2 separate regions of the Homo sapiens genome follow, and region 1 is linked to region 2. Evidence: chromatin loops called from intact Hi-C (ENCODE). Cell type or tissue: heart right ventricle. All regions are shown on one strand. Region 1 has its middle 130 kb from the start of LINC00710. Region 2 has its middle 80 kb from the start of LINC00710.

Evidence for each region. Hi-C counts contacts between places; a loop is a spot of excess contacts. Peaks named below come from ENCODE experiments on the same cell type or tissue, not always from the same donor. Only the 100,000 strongest peaks of a DNase experiment are listed, where the experiment ranks them.
Region 1: a loop joins it to region 2, with 2.9 times the contacts of the local background. A loop is called at or near these places in 15 of 110 quality-filtered maps.

Annotation. Positions count from the first base shown.
Region 1 is chr10:10,820,611-10,828,610 of GRCh38, reverse strand. It overlaps a transcript of CELF2 not described here. Among named protein-coding and RNA genes, the nearest start is that of LINC00710, 130 kb to the left of the region's middle. RefSeq lists an enhancer at 7,517-8,000. In heart right ventricle, a CTCF peak has its summit at 3,893; a DNase peak (open chromatin) is centred at 3,857; H3K4me3 peaks cover 516 bases; H3K27ac peaks cover 4,619 bases.
Region 2 is chr10:10,868,105-10,876,104 of GRCh38, reverse strand. It overlaps a transcript of CELF2 not described here. Among named protein-coding and RNA genes, the nearest start is that of LINC00710, 80 kb to the left of the region's middle. RefSeq lists a silencer at 5,333-5,382. In heart right ventricle, no CTCF peak of the experiment used is centred here; no DNase peak of the experiment used is centred here; H3K27ac peaks cover 3,377 bases.

The DNA of each region.
Region 1 (8,000 bases), 47 kb after region 2:
TCATTAAGTATACTCACACTGCTTTGTAACTAATCTTCAGAACTCTTTTCATCCCAAACTGAAATTCTGTCCCCATTAAACAGCTCCCCATTCTCCCCACACACAGTGCCTGACCGCCACCACTCGACTTTCTGTCTTTATGAATCTGACTATCCTGGGCACCTCATATAAGTGGAATCATACAGTGTTTGCCTTTTTATTGACTGGCTTCTTTCACTCACCGTAATGCTCATAAGGTCCATCCGTGTTGTAGCATGGGTCAGAATTCCCCTCTTTTTTGAGGCTGAATAATATTCCATTATATGCATATACCACATTTTGTTTATCTATTCACCTGTTGATGGCTACTTGGGTTGCCTCTGAATGAATAATGCTGTCATGAATAATGCTGCTGTGAACATAGGTATACAAACACCTCTTTGAGAACCAGCTTTTAATTCCTTTGGGTACATACCCAGAAGTAGAATTGCTGGATCACCTGGTAATTCTGTTCGCGGTTTTTTGAGAAACCATCATACTGTTTTCTGTAGCAACTGCACTGTTTTACATTCCCACCAACACTGTACCAAAACTTGTTATTTTCTGCTTTTTTTTTTTTTTTTTTTTTTTTAAGACTAGCCTTCCTGACGGGTATGATGTGGTATCTTGCAGTTTTGATTTGCATTCATTTATGGTTTTGATTGATTCCCTAATTCAAATTAGTTTTATTTTTAAAGGTGTTTTATTCTACTCTCTAGTGAAAAATGAGATTTATAACTTACACTTCTCCACTCAAGATTTGCATTCTTTGCTTTATTTTATTTTTGTAATGGAACACACATGCTTTCTCTCTCCTACATACATATTTTTGCCTAACAATATTCTTTGCATAGAGAAAAATCAAGTCAATGACAGATACGACACACAAGTACTTTTAAGAAGTGTTGTAAGGAGTAACTATCCTGGATACCTGAATCACAAGCATAAATCAGCTCCCCTGTGACACGTTAGGGAATATGAATACTTTCCATGGCTAGAGGAGGGACTAACATAATCAGTCTACTTTAGGTCATCCTTGGTAGCTAGGGTGAAGTATATGATCAATTACTGAAAATCAGTGGATGAATCCTGTTTCGCTATGTCTTTAAACTCTTTTTTCTTCACTGATGCTTTTCCAAACTAGTCTCTTCTCAGGTTGCAAAGATAAATGATTTGCATTTTATATTTTTCCTATTTTCCCTACTTATCCTCAGAAGGAGACGTGATGAAGAAGTGAGAGTGTTAGCAGTGAAATAATTCTTAACAGAGTTAATAAAATGAGAGAGGACGGACAAAAATCCCTGAGTACCCCATTATTGAGATGTTTACCTTCTGCATACTCTGGGGTGGAGGCTATCATGTGCTCATGGGGATATGCAAATATTTGTAAAATGCAGGAGAATAAGTCCTTCAGTACCCCAGGGATCTGGGTCAAAATATCAGAATTTCCTTCTAACTCCTGCAAAACAAACAAACAAACAAACAAACAAACAACCCTCTTTGATCTCAATAAAATTTCCAGGAGGGCGCAGAATTACTTAGTCCTACTTGATTAATTCTATCCTATCTAGAGCATTCCTTCACACCTCATTCCCTGAAAGATCCCAGGGAAGGAAGTCACAACACTGCATTTTATTCCCAACCAGTTATGACTCTGTGCACAGTTCACGGCCTCATTTGTACATTAAGACATCCACATCTCTGGATTCTAAAGGCTAGCCACTCCCTACATGGAAATTCTATAATTCTGCTTCTCTTGATTACTTTGCACAAACAGCAATGCAAATTCTGGACCTGAGAGACAAAAATACAAAACAGAGCCCCTAGAACAAAGCATTCTTTATCTTTGAAGGCAACTCAGGTGCTCTCATGGGTATTTCCATTTTCACTGTATCTATTGTTTCCATTTCATCATCTGGATCTCGAACTTCTCAGAGATAGAACCTTCTGTCCACTCACAGTATTTAGTAAAGCACAGAGATGCAGCTTCCATCACTGGGTTCTGTCATAGACAGGATTGTCAGACAAAAATACAGGATTCCCAATTACATTTGAGTTTCAGACAAATGACAAGTGATTTTTTTTAGCATAAGCATAGCCCATGCAATATTTGAGACATACTCACACTCAGTAATTATTTATTGCTTATCTGAAATTCAAATTTAACTGGATGTCCTGTATTTTTATTTGATAAATCCCAGAACCTTAGTCATAAACCATTGTGTCTGAGACCATGAGTCATGGACAGTGGTATACGTGAATTTGAAGTCCATCTTGACCACAGCTAGATGAATAACTAAGCAGGTTACACAGCCTCCATGATCCTTGATTTCCTCATCAGCTGAATGTGAATAATATTCAAAGGAGAGCCATACCAAGAGAAATGGGCATCCAGGAAAAACTAAGGATTGTTTTTTTTTTGCCCCATCCAATCACTATTAGTTAAATATTGGCATATATTTATTTAGTGAAAATAGGAATAATATATTAGAAATCAACCCTCTTATGGTTTGATTACTCTGGCATTTGTTTGGCTCTACAGCCCCTTTATCTGACTCTATTCCTAGTCCTGCTGTAAGGATTAATATCAGAGATTTGAAGTCTTAGTACAGCTCCTGGCAGAGAGTATACGCTCATTGGATATAGATAATATTATTGTTATTCTTAAAAGATCTATGTCTGAGTAACCCACTCATGAAGATGATCTTTGGACATGGCTTCACAAGCATCTTTTAATCACAGCTTCAGACCTGAGAGATAATCTGGTCTAATTTTATCATTTTGCAGATAAGGAAACTGAGGCCTTGGGAGAGAAAGGAATTTACTCAGAGTCCTCTAGGCAGGTGGGGACACAGCCTGGGAGGCTCAGGACTCTTTGCTGCTATATTACTTTGCAGAGAAGTCCACCAACACTCCGGATACCTAGATGGCTGCTGACCAAATCCAGTAAAGACTGACCCCTACAAAGCAAAAATGACAGGCACATTTAAGCACATGTGCAAATATTAGCTTTACCATTATGAAAGTTTATGGGAACACAGGAATCTTGCTATCACCATTGGACACTTAAAACATCGGTATCCAGCTGGGCGCGGTGGCTCATGCCTGTAATCCCAGCACTTTGGGAGGCCGAGGTGGACAGATCACAAGGTCAGGAAATCAAGACCAGCCTGGCTAACACAGTGAAACCCCGTCTCTACTAAAAAATACAAAAAATTAGCTGGGCTTGGTGGCGGGCGCCTGTAGTGCCAGCTACTTGGGAGGCTGAGGCAGGAGAATGGTGTGAACCTGGGAGGCGGAGCTTGCAGTGAGTCGAGATCGCGCCACTGCACTCCAGCCTGGGTGACAGAGCGAGACTCCGTCTCAAAAACAAAACACAAAAAACAAAAAACAAAAAAACAACAACAAAAAAAATCGGTATCCTTCCCTCCAAAACCCCACTCAAATCAGACAGGGAGGCTGGAGCTCAGGATCCTACCATAGTCATCTCCAAATAAACATCAATTTCCGATTGTGAAACAGCCCCAATGAGTTTCCAAGTATCTTTGGAAACTATTAAGACGCTTGTGTAGATTATAATTACAAACGCTTATTAAAACAGTATGCCCCGGGAAACAGAGAGGACAAACAATGACAAACACAAAGGTCACTGCCTGATGAAATATTTCCATTAGGTGGCCCAGGTCCATGTTCTTTTCCTGATTTTCCTTCTTAATCAGAGGCTCAAAGAGGTGTCGATGAGTGCTGGAGAGTTAACGTTCCATGAGAATTGAAAGCTTCAACTTAACAATTCATTGTTCTAAATATGTTCTTATGTTTTTTGGCAGCTTGAATGTGCAAGCGCATATCTGAGCTGACCTCTGGCTGCAATTCACGCACAGTCTGTGCAGCAACAGAGACTAAATATTTCTGACATTGCTTAAGAAAGGAGTCACTTTAAGTGGGTTTACACTTTGTATTCTTACCAAAAGTATGGTTCAACATTAATAGGGTTAAAGCTCCAGTTAGAGAATGTGCATAACTATTATCCAAGAGCCATGGGGGCAGGGAAAGGGGAAAATCTCAGATGAGCACTGAAGGATGGTTTGACAAGGATCTCAAACATCCTTAAGTTTTACTTCATTTTATTCTTTTCTCTGCAGAGTCTTGGTTGAAGATGTCAGGTTCCAGATATGCATTTGAATTTGGGGGGTTTTGTGGATAAAACTGAGAGGTGAGAGGTACTGTGAGATGAGACAAATGGAAAATTCTAGGAAACCCTGTTTTTGTTGGCCAAATAAATAAATACATTTTGAAAATCACACACTATTAATAACATTCTTGGGTATGGCTGGCTCAGACAACACAGCTCATTATTTGGAAGAGAAAACAAAAGGCTTTCGTAAAGTTCTTGCATAGATTTTAATATACCAGACTTTCTATTTTTAAACTTTAATGGCTAAAATTTGTTGTATAATAGAAACAAATTCCAAATGGTATTAGAAGGGAAAATGAACTTTTATCTCTCAGTTGCAGCTAGCTTTGATTCTATCTTCTGTAAAACAAACATCTCTCTCTCTCTCTCTTATCTATCATCTATTTATCTATGTATCTATGTATCTATGTATCTATCTATCTATCTATCATCTGCTAGATCTATCTATCCATTCATCCATTCAGCTATCTACCCATCTATCCACACGTACACACACACACGATCTGAAATAAGCATACATACTTAAACATTAATGGTGTGTTTGAACAAGTTTTATGCTTTTTCTCATATATAAAATGGGTATAAGAATAATACTTGCTTTACAGGGTCGTTGCAAGAATTAAATAAGCTCATAGATGTCAAATGTTTAGAACATTGTTTGGCTTGCAATGATTAAATAGCAGGTGAGATCCATACTTATAAAAATTTATTAATACGATTATCTCTGCCGCATTTAGGTTAGTATTTTTAAATGAATAAAAATTATGTTGATGTTTTTTACATTTAACATAATTCAGCCATTCTATTTTTTTTTGTGCATAAGAAAACATGCATACACAGATACACATACAGACACAGCTCAGATAACAAAAGCCCTTATGTTATTTCTGTCACCTACAGTTTAGAAAGCATTGTATGCCAGTTTGAGGGAATCCTTGAACTTGAAAGGTCACACAGTGTGTTAAGGAATAGCCATTCCTACAGCCAGATCCCAATTTCCATTCCTGCGAGTGCCCAGATCTTTACTCTCAGCTCATCCCACAACCCTGGGAACGCCTGCAAATGCAGACCCAGCAACCAAGATGCTGTGAGACAATGTTCAGATACGGAATTTTTACTTAATTAATATGTGATATTCAACTACAGACTCACTATGAATTTATATTTATAACTAGAGCACTAGAAGGTACAGGCCATACCTATATTTTTTCTGTTTCTTTCTATGCACATAAAAAGCTTTAAAAAGTCCTTTCTAATTGTGATTTTTTAAAAAAGAAAACTACAGAAGAATTAAATTACATATGCCATTTTAAGGGTCTTTTTTGCTCCATTTCAAGAAAATATTTTATTCTCAATAACCCACATATATCTAAACACTTAATAAAGTAAGTAAACTATTTCTAAAAAATCGATTTTGGATTTATCTAATGAATTTAACCTTGCCTCACAAATGAAAATTTTAGATCTGTACAGAAATGGTCTTTATAAGTAGATTCTTTGGAATGCATTAGTCCTGGGTAAGCTATTAGGGCCAGCCAGCTGCTTTCCAAGCAAGACAAGAAATATAAAATCTATAATAAGTAAATAATCCAATTTTCTTTACTCCAAATGACTAGGTTTTGAAACTTGTTCAAAAACATGTTCTCTCTCTCCTTCTCCCCCTTCCTCTTTCTCTCTCTTTCTGACATATGAAAAGAAAGGAAGCAAAGAACCTCAGTAGGAGAAAAACAGTGAAACAGTAAATCAGGTCTATATATTAAAAGCACAGGTAGTTAATCGCTTAAAAAGACATCTTTTCCCCAGAGGTTCTTCAAACTGAAGGTTGAACTTCTGGCTGAACACATATAATTAATCTGTGGAATGCAATCCAAGGGGTTTTGAGGGCATTTTATTTTGAGTAAAAATAATATCATGCCTCAACTAGTGAAGCAGCTTTGCCAACTTATAAACACATGACTGCATATGCATTACTATTATTTCTTCTAAGCACTGTTTATGTAACTCCTCTCCTTGAGGCAAGGAAATCTCTTCCTTTACTGCAGAATTTGCCTCTGAGATAGTCAAGAGGCAATGACTTCCTGTCTATTAATACATTTGTACAGAAGCAAAGGAAGGCAGAAACAAACAGCCAGACAGCAGCTAAAGTCACAGGGCGGCATGGCCCCTGTAGGCCGGTCCCCTTCCAGGCTCTGGGGATGCAGAGGTGGTGACATCCAGTCCAGAGCATATTGCATCGCAGCTGCAGAGGAAACACAGGCTCTAGAACAAGCAACCACAGCACAACGTGGTACCTGCCAGGCGGCCACATCAACAGGTGGTTGTGAGAGAATAGAAAGGGAAGGAGTGGCTGCATTGTGTGTAGTCTGTGTGCCAGCTCAAAACATCCACTTCCTGTTGGCCACCGATGCCCCAAGGCTTCTCAGCAGGGGAGAAATAAAATCATCCTTGTCTTTTAATAAAGTAATCCCCAGCAGGGCATGGTGGCTCCCAGCACTTTGGGAGGCCGAGGCAGGAGGATTGCTTGAGCCCAGGAATTCGAGACCAGCCTGGGCCAAAAAGCAAGACCTCATTTCTACAAAAAATTTAAAAAATTAGCTGGGCATCGTGCATCACCACATACTCCCACCTATTCAGGAGGCTGAGGCAAGAGGATTGCTTGAGTCCAGGAGCTTGAGGCTGCAGTGAGCTATGATCGCGCCACTCCAGCCCGGGCAACAGAGCAAGACATGATCCTTAAAAAAACAAAAAACCAAGGAAACCCCTGCAGCAACTGTGGTAAGCCCTGGAGCTGGAAGAGAGAGTCAGGAAGCCCTGTTAGAGGCTTTCAGGACATTTCAGTAGAATGATGGAGGCCTCAAGTCAGGCGGAAGCAGGAAGACAAGAAGGACTTTAACCCTGGAGGGGGCTTCCAAGGAGAACATGAAATAACTTAATGATAATTAAATACACATGGCAGGGAGAGGCAATGACCCACTGGTGACTTCAAACCTCTGTCCCTGGTACTCTCGCCTTTCCATGCCAAGAACCAATGGCTCGGCTCCGTGCCTGCCCACACACATGCACCCAGCATCCACGTGTGCCTTCAGTGGCCAACTCTACACAAGTGAGGTCTAGAAAGATTTCTCCAGCCATTCCCTTGGAATTCCAGAGCCAGACAGTCACCTGGAAGCTCTCTCTTTGGCATATTAGAGGTACCTTGGACGCTAGATGTCCAAAGTCAACCCCAAACCTGGTTGCCTGGCAGGATTCAATCTACATAAATGATACCCCCACCCATACCAGAAACCTCGGCAGCTTGCTGGACACTTTCTTTTCCTTCAGCCCCACAACCAATGTCACTCCAATCCCTTATGTTTGACTTCCTTGAAATCATTTGAATCTATCCACTTTTCTCTAGCCTCATTGCTCTTGTCACAACCCAAACTACTGTCATCTCTGGCCGGGATATCTACAATAACCCCCAGAATGCTCTCCGAGATTCACTCTGGTTCCCTTCAAATGCATCCTCTCCACCATTCTCAGAATGAACTTGTAGAAATGCAAATCTCTTAGTGGTGCTCTGTTTGAAGGTGTAAATGGTTTCCATTGCTCTTACAATGAGAGAACAAAATCTTCAATGCGGCCTTGAATGTGGCTTAACCCTCATTCCTGTCCTCGCTGGTTGACTCCCATATGGTGTTCTGATCTCAGTGTGAGTAACGATTCCTCAGGAACTCCTTTCTTGATTTCCCTAACTGAGTGAGAGATCTGTGTGTCACCCTCACAACACTCTGTACCTCTCTGTCCA
Region 2 (8,000 bases):
CAGCTGACACCTGTGAAGCACAATTGTGTTTTAATGACAACACTTTGGGATGGCTCAGGTACACATAACGCCATATGCAAGGCTTTCAGATGGTGGCAAATGCCATCAGTACTTACAATCCCTGTAGGTAGGTTTTCTCTTGCTGTGTTCAAGTTTGAATGGAATATAAATGCACCATTAAGGCTGCCCTAGAAGTACAGAGAGCAGTTGTTGCATAGTTAAGCGAAAAGGCAGCATTTTATGTCTGATAGAGCAGTCATCTTGCAAACAGCAAATTGGTAGAGAGAGGCAGAGGGAAGAGATGTATGGAGAGTAACCTCAACAGAAGAGGGAGATGGAAGTCTGCAAGTTCCTTTTAAATAACATACTGTACTTTATCAAGCTTTTAGAGAAAAAAAAATGCAGATTCTTTTCTAGGATTAGATGTAAGGTGCTTATCCCTCATCCTCCCACCCCAGCACAGGCAGGAAAGCCACTATGATCACCACCACCATTGTTAGTAAGAAAGAGGGAAGAGGAGAAACAACCCTCCTACGCTACAGTAAACAAAGCGAGTTTAGCCCATCACAGTGAATGATGAATGGCTTCGCATCACTTTCCTAGGGAGAGAGAAACCAAAGATTGTGTATCAATTTTTATAATTTTAAGGCTGAAAGATAATAACTCTGTAATAACTCTGCAGAAATGGAGCAGACTATATAAAAATCCCCTCTGAAAATGTGATTACACGTAAAAATCCATAAAAATGTACAAAGTGATAGATGAACCAAAACTAAACAAATGCAGTTTTTTATCCTTTTGGAACTGAGCAGAAATAGCATATGTAGAGAGAATGATTTTATTTTGTATTTTTAAAAGAAATATTTGGAACTTAATTGAATTATACTTCTGCTGGGAATTGAAATTTTCAGACGGAATATCGGATTTTATTTTAAATTGAATTCCACATTGAAGAGATGAAGAACGAACCATCAGTGAAATATTAACAATAAAGTTGACACATTTCAATAAACAACAAAAGAAGCTGAGCATAATATAAGCTAGACAGTTTCTTCCTACACTTTCCTAAACCCCCAAAGGGTCTATATTAACTATTCTTGATAATTTGGATAAGGAAATCATCTTTGATCAATTTTAATGAAATCTAGTTTACATTTATATTTATTTCTAGAGATTCTTAAAACAGATCAAAATTAAATCCTTTTCTTGTGGTCACCCTGATGAATGTACTGTTTCCTTTACACCTTCAACGTCATATTATTAGTGAATCTAGAACAGGTATTGAAATGCTTGTGTCATTCTGCATGTTCCTCAGAAGTTACCAAGTTAATCCTGGATTCTACATACTCCATCTTTCCAATATATATTATTTTTATTAAATGATTTTGTTTGAGTTGAGCCTTCAGGAATTTCACGACTTCCCATTAGGTAAATTTAACCAACATCAACATATATTATGAAATGTGCTTACATTTTTTGCATTTACAAATCACACTAACAATTTGTTTAATAATTAGGGTTGATGAGAACAATGCTTTTCTTCTCTCAACTTTGAAAATCTTGTATCAGAAGTCCTTAGAGATCTATTTATAAATTTTTAACTCATAGTTATCAGCTGGTATGGACATCCCTGTATAGTATAATCAAGGTTTTTTTTTTTTTTTAACCATTTTCCATGGAATCTGGGTAAAGTGCATTATTAATACAGTGCGTTCTTTCTTTTTTATTTTCTTTCTTTCAAGAGACAGAGTCTCTTTGTCACTACTCTTTCTTTTAAGAGACAGAGTCACTTTGTCACTACTCAAGTCACTCAGGCTGGAGTGCAGTGGTGCAATCATGGCTCACTGCAACCTTGAACTCCTAGGCTCAAGCAATCCTCCTACCTCAGCCTCCCAAGTAGTTAGGATTAAGGCATGTGCCACCATGCCTGGCTAATTTACAAAAACATTTTTTTTTGGAGAGGCAGGGTCTTGCTACGTTGCCCTGGCTGGTGTCAAACTCCTGGGCTCAAGCGAGCCTGGCTGCCTCTGCCTCCCAAAGTGCTGGGATTATAGGCATGAGCCGCTGTACCTGGCCAGAATCATTTTAATATATAATTTCAGCACATTATTTACATCAACTAGATATAGGGCAAATACAGAGACTAAGTTAGCAGCATCCCAATCAAAGCTGTATTTTTAAATGGCTGTAAGGAAGAGCAATGTGCCACCTGCCCGCATCAGCTTTGCTCACAGGAAGCTGTTTCCTCCACACCCCCAGAAAGAAGGCTGGACAAAGGGGTGAAGGTCTGGAAACCGACAAGGAGGATTCAGAGAAGGGACAGGGAGAACTGGATAGGGACGATGGGTTGGAAAAATAAATTCCAGAGCAAAGAGAAGTTGGAGAGATGAACAGATCTTCGATTTATTGCTAATTTAATTAATATAGGATGACTCTACAACCTTGGTTAAAAACCCATTCAAGTTGTATAAACTTCCACCCTTCATGCAGCCCCAATTTTGAATAGGAGAGCCTTGGTAGGAGGTAACAATACGCTTGGGGCACTGATGTGCCTGTTATCAACAATATGAACTGCAATTCATCTTACTAAACACCTTGGACAGAATCCAGCTTGAGACTCAGAAGGCTCTTTGGGATAAAAGATGTTGTCACTAAAGAAACCCTGTTTGCTTATCAAAGCAAAGGCAACCAATTAATAGTTTTATCACTAATACTGTTACCCCGAGGGCTAAAATTAAGTTTATTTATTTATTTTAAGTTCAACATCCTAAATTCCACCCTAATGCACAACAAGGTACGGCTCGTATTACAAATGAATAACTTAATTAAAAAACATTGATTTTGCTCATTGACTGCTGCAAATTTTATTAAATATTAATGATAACATTTTGTATTTTTTATACTAGTCATGAAAGTTTTATGCACTCTCTCCCCTACAGCAGCCTTAGATTTCATGACAAAATCTTAGGCAGCTCAAAGTACAAACATAAATATTGCATTGGCCAGCTTGGTACAATATATGTGTGTACATAAGCCGATAAAAGGATGTGTGTACATTTACCCAAATGTGAGTGAGTGAGGAAAGCTGACATGAGGCAAGCAAGGGAGAAACTTGAATGGTGAAAGTTTATGTTTTATTTTAACCACCAAGAAAGGTCACCCAGAAAGAAAGTCCTGGAACCAGCGTCCCATGAGACAAGACCTCAGAACCTCTCACCACATGTGTCCTTTCCCCAAACTCTGCATATGGAATTCAAGGCACAAAACATTGCTCCATAAACCACATGATTTTACAGGTTTCAAGTCTATGGCAAGAGGTTTCACCAGAAGGACAAAATTCTCTTCTTTCCTCACCCCATGGGTGCAAAAAAAATTTTTCCATAAAAGCCACCAGGCTATGGGAGAGCCTTTAAAATTTTTGCAGTTTTTTGTTGTTGTTGTTGTTGTTTTGCTTCTGTGGGTTTATTTTACATGTTTACATTAGAGTCGGCACAGCCTTGCATTGTTATCTGTCTAGATGGACTAGAAGTCACCCTTATCTGGTTTTCTCCAAGCTTTTAATGGTAAGCATAAATGTTTGGGATCAGCTGACAGCTGTGTGCAGTGAATCAGGCAACATCATCATTCGGAATGTTTTTCTATTATTTGGAAAATTGTACTTAAAAAAATCCATAAAGCACTCAGTAGAACATCGTTTCTTTGAACTTCAGCAGTGACTGATTTTTTTTCTTCCTTTGTATCTCAAAGTCATTTAAAAACAAGTGAGAAGTTAATTTGTTGAGATCATTTCCTCAAATCACCTCCCAGGTCAAAAAGACAGCTCTGGCCTCTGCGTTACACAGTCTTTCCAAAACGTAACCAACTTCCTTAGGGATACAATCATAGCAACCCAGACTTGAAAACAAAGCCGGAGTCTGATTAAGTACTTGCCAAAAAGATTCCAACCATAGTCTACATAGTTTGCAAATACCCACATGGGGAAGGTTGAGGGAGAGAGGAAGGGAAGGACAGGAGCTTTCCAAAGGAAATATTTCACATGGAAAATATCAAGCATTTTCTAAAATGAGTAATTAAAGGACAGGATAGAATATCTTTAAGATATAAGCTTCTTTGAAATGCAAAATAGAAATTTTTGTCAAATAGGCAACGGAAGATAATATGTGAAAATCAATGTACTCAATATTATAGCTCCTATAATAGGAGACTTAGGGACCTGAGAATACGTTTGCATGTTTCAGCATTGTATTCGTTTGGGCTGAATTATCAAATTTCTGGCAATGTTTGCCTCTTTTCACTACTTCCTCTCTCCTTCAGCTCCCAGTGGTCCCTGGAAAGCCCATTTCTCTCCTCGCTCCTGGGTCCTCGTGCTGCTGGTGGTCTCAGGTTCTTTTACGTCCCCTGGTTCCATCCCAAAAGTCCTTCCTAGAAGTCTTTCGAAATGCCTGAATTGGGATTTCTTTCTTGTCTTCCTTCCTTCCCTCCTCCTCTTCCTCCTTCCCTCTTTTCCATTCTTTTTCCCACTAGGTCTCTAGACCTCGTGATCTGCCCTCCTCAGCCTCCCAAAGTGCTGGGATTGCAGTCCTGAGCCATTCCCGCTAGGTTTCTAACACAAGCAAAGAAGTTGTAGCTTCCACGAGGTGTGCTTTTCAGACTGTGTTATGTAAAACAACTCCAGACGTCAAGTCACAGGTGGCTTTAAAAAAGAAATCTTCTAAAGAAAATAAACAAGGTAGAAACCATGACATTAGATGTGGCGCATAGATTTTTAGTGAATTTAAAGATGTGCAAAATGCCAGCCAGTGACATCAGTATCATTTCCCTTTCTGTTGTGGAATGAAGTTTCTTTTCCTAATGAGGAATGCTCAGGGAAACAGAACAAAGCTAAAAAGAAAAGAACCCTTCTTTGCAATGGCATTTGACACTGGACCCCAGGGCATGGTTTGACACATTTTGAAAGTACCAGTGTCCCCAGCTCAGCTTGACTGCGAACCGGCTCTACATAGCCACCTTTAGTCCTCCCAGGGAATAAATTAAATCTGCATCTTGACTGTGTTGCCTGGAAGAGACTGTTCAATTATTTATGGCGCAACAGCAGGGAGTTGCTCTTCTCTGCAAGTTGCGGGGTGGGGGTGGGAGCGTACACTGCCTCTTGTCTACTTCGGGCCACTGCGTTAGTGAGTCCGGTAATGTCTAGAGAAAATAACAAGGCTGGAGGCAACTAAGATATATTAACGAACAAGAGGCAGTAAATCCCTTTTTACTGTTTGGAGACTGTGCTCAGGCCAGCGCGACTGTCACCGTGCTCTGGTGCTGCCTGGGATGTGGCAGGTGTGCACTCATGCCTGACCGCAGAAGGCTGGGCGGGCGGTGGGTTAAAGACCACACGGATTTAAGGTTGAGGTTTTAAAAATGGAAATAAGAAGAAACTCAAGAATGTGTAACCAGAGAATTTACTAATTGGAGACTTCTGCTTCCCATTTTTGGTCCTAATTCTCAGACTCAGTGTCATAACAGCTTCATGTTGAGAATCAGAAGACCCAACTCTGGGTCTCAGAGGGCTGACTTCCTGAAAGTTTTTGTTATTTACTGGTATTTCGGAAATCACTGAAGCACAGAGTCACTTGGAGAGCCACACCGGCGTTTCCATGAGGGTGAGTCTTTGCTATGGAGACTTAGACCCTGGTCCCTGCTGTCCAAATTGTTTCAACATGGAAAAAATAAATAAATAAAACTAAGGTATAATTATTGAGAAGACTTAAATATATATACCCCGAGATAGGCAATACATTTACATGTCAAAGTGAAATAATCTCAATGACTTATGGCCTTTTTTTATATATACCAAATGTCCCTAAATTTAACGTACATATCTTTTAAAGTATATTTATTAAATTCTATTCCTTTTCTTGAAATAATCTTTAATAAAAATTTTAAAGATGGACATCATTCCTGATTTTTCTTAAGAATTCATAAAAATACATGAACATTGTGGCTTCTTGGTTAATATTATGTTAACCATCTCCTATTTCTTTGCAAGTAAGTTCTTAAATTTTAGATTTTAAGATAGTAGATAGGGCTGAGGTCTGGCATAATATAAGATATAGGTAATCTCAATGGCAATATAATAAACCATTTAAAATTGGGCATTACTTTTTTTTTGAGATGAGGTCTCACTATCTCACTGTGACTGATCCTTATACTCCTGGGCTCAAGCAATCCTCTCAGCCTTCAGAGTAGCTGGGACCAAAGAAACATGTCACCGCATTCAGCTATTTAATTTTTGTAATGACTCATGGCCGGTTTTCTAAATGACTCATTATGTTGATAAGGCGTGAAGAGAGAATGCAACATGGCAGAGGGGTGCAGAGGAAGTAGACACCATACGAAAGTAAAGATGGAGGATCCCAAAGGCTGCCTATTTTGTAATTTTTCATAAAACCAGGGATTAGAAAATGTTGTGTTTTAGTTGTTGGGACAGAGCAGAAATCCTATCCTAAAATATATATGCAGGACATTTGTTGTTTCCATTTTTTTTTCCCCCAGATGAAGTCTCACTCTGTCACCCAGGCTGGAGTGCAGTGGGGTGGTGATCTTGGTTCACTGCAACCTCTGCCTTCTGGGTTCAAGGGATTCTCCTGCCTCAGCCTCCCAAGTAGCTGGGATTACGGGCGTACACCACCATGCCCAATTAATTTTTGTATTTTTAGTAGAGATGGGGTTTCACTGTGTTGGCCAGGCTGGTCTCAAACTCCTGACCTTGTGATCTGCCCGCCTTGGCCTCCCAAAGTGCTGGGATTACAGATGTGAGCCACCGCGCCCCACCTGTTATTTTAGTTTCTAAGAGGTATTATTCAACCTAACTTCATTGGAAGGATAATAGAAATCAAATACGTGATATTTACATGGACTTTTTCTCTTCTGAGAACTCAAGACTTTTTTTTAGACCTATCTAATCCCTCCAATATCCAAGTTAAGAGTCCAGTTTATTACATCATGTTACTATTAAAAAAAGTAAGACATGGAAAAAAAGTTTTTGCTTTCTAGACAGATAGATAGAAATAGACATATGCAGTAGTTTGGTTTGTCCTAATATTAGCACATGTTACTATAACATTCTTTTACATGTGTGGTACACATTAATTAGTTCTGTAGTCGAGAAAGAAACATGCTAGGATGGGGGACATACCTACCATTGAAATTAGCATCAAAACTAAATTCTATGAAGACCTACCTATTTGGTAGCAGTGAGCCACAAATTCTTCCCTTTTTCTACCATGTTTAAACTTTTTATTGAACTATAATATACGTAGAAAAAAGTATACATATCACAAATGATACATCCATTGATTTCTGTACCTTTTTCTTTTAACAACATAGTGATAAGAACATGCTCACAGGTTAAAGCAGGAGAGCAGCCAGTAGGAAGGAAGGAGATGAAAACTAGGAGAGTTTCCGCAGTGGCAGATGGTAGACCCCAAAGACAGCTGCAATATCTCCCATCCCATCTCCTCTTCTGCCATGTGACCTTTCTGCTCCCCCATCCAGGGCTAGAGTTTATTTCTTTACCCACTGGCACCTGGTTAGGCTCTGTAATTGCTTTGACCAATAGAATATAGCAGACATGAGACCTTGCCATTTCTTGGCACAAATCTTTAACTGGCTTGGAAGCTTCTTCCTGCCTCTTGGAGTATTTGTTCTTGGTATGGCCTTTAATAAACCCAAATCACATGGAGGGGCCTTATGTAGGTATTCGAGTCACAAGCAGCTGAGCTCCCAGCCAGCGTCAACTTCCAACTTTGCGTGTGAGCCATCTTGCATCTCTGATCCAGGCAAGGCCATAGCTGCAGCCCTAGCCAACATCTGACGTCAAGTGCTCAAGAGAGCCCAGTAAGAAATGCCCAGCTGAGCCCAGTCAATGCACAGAACCATGAGAGATAATCAACTGTCATTTCACCGCCACTAATTCTGGGGGTGGTATGCTGAACAGGAACAGATAACTG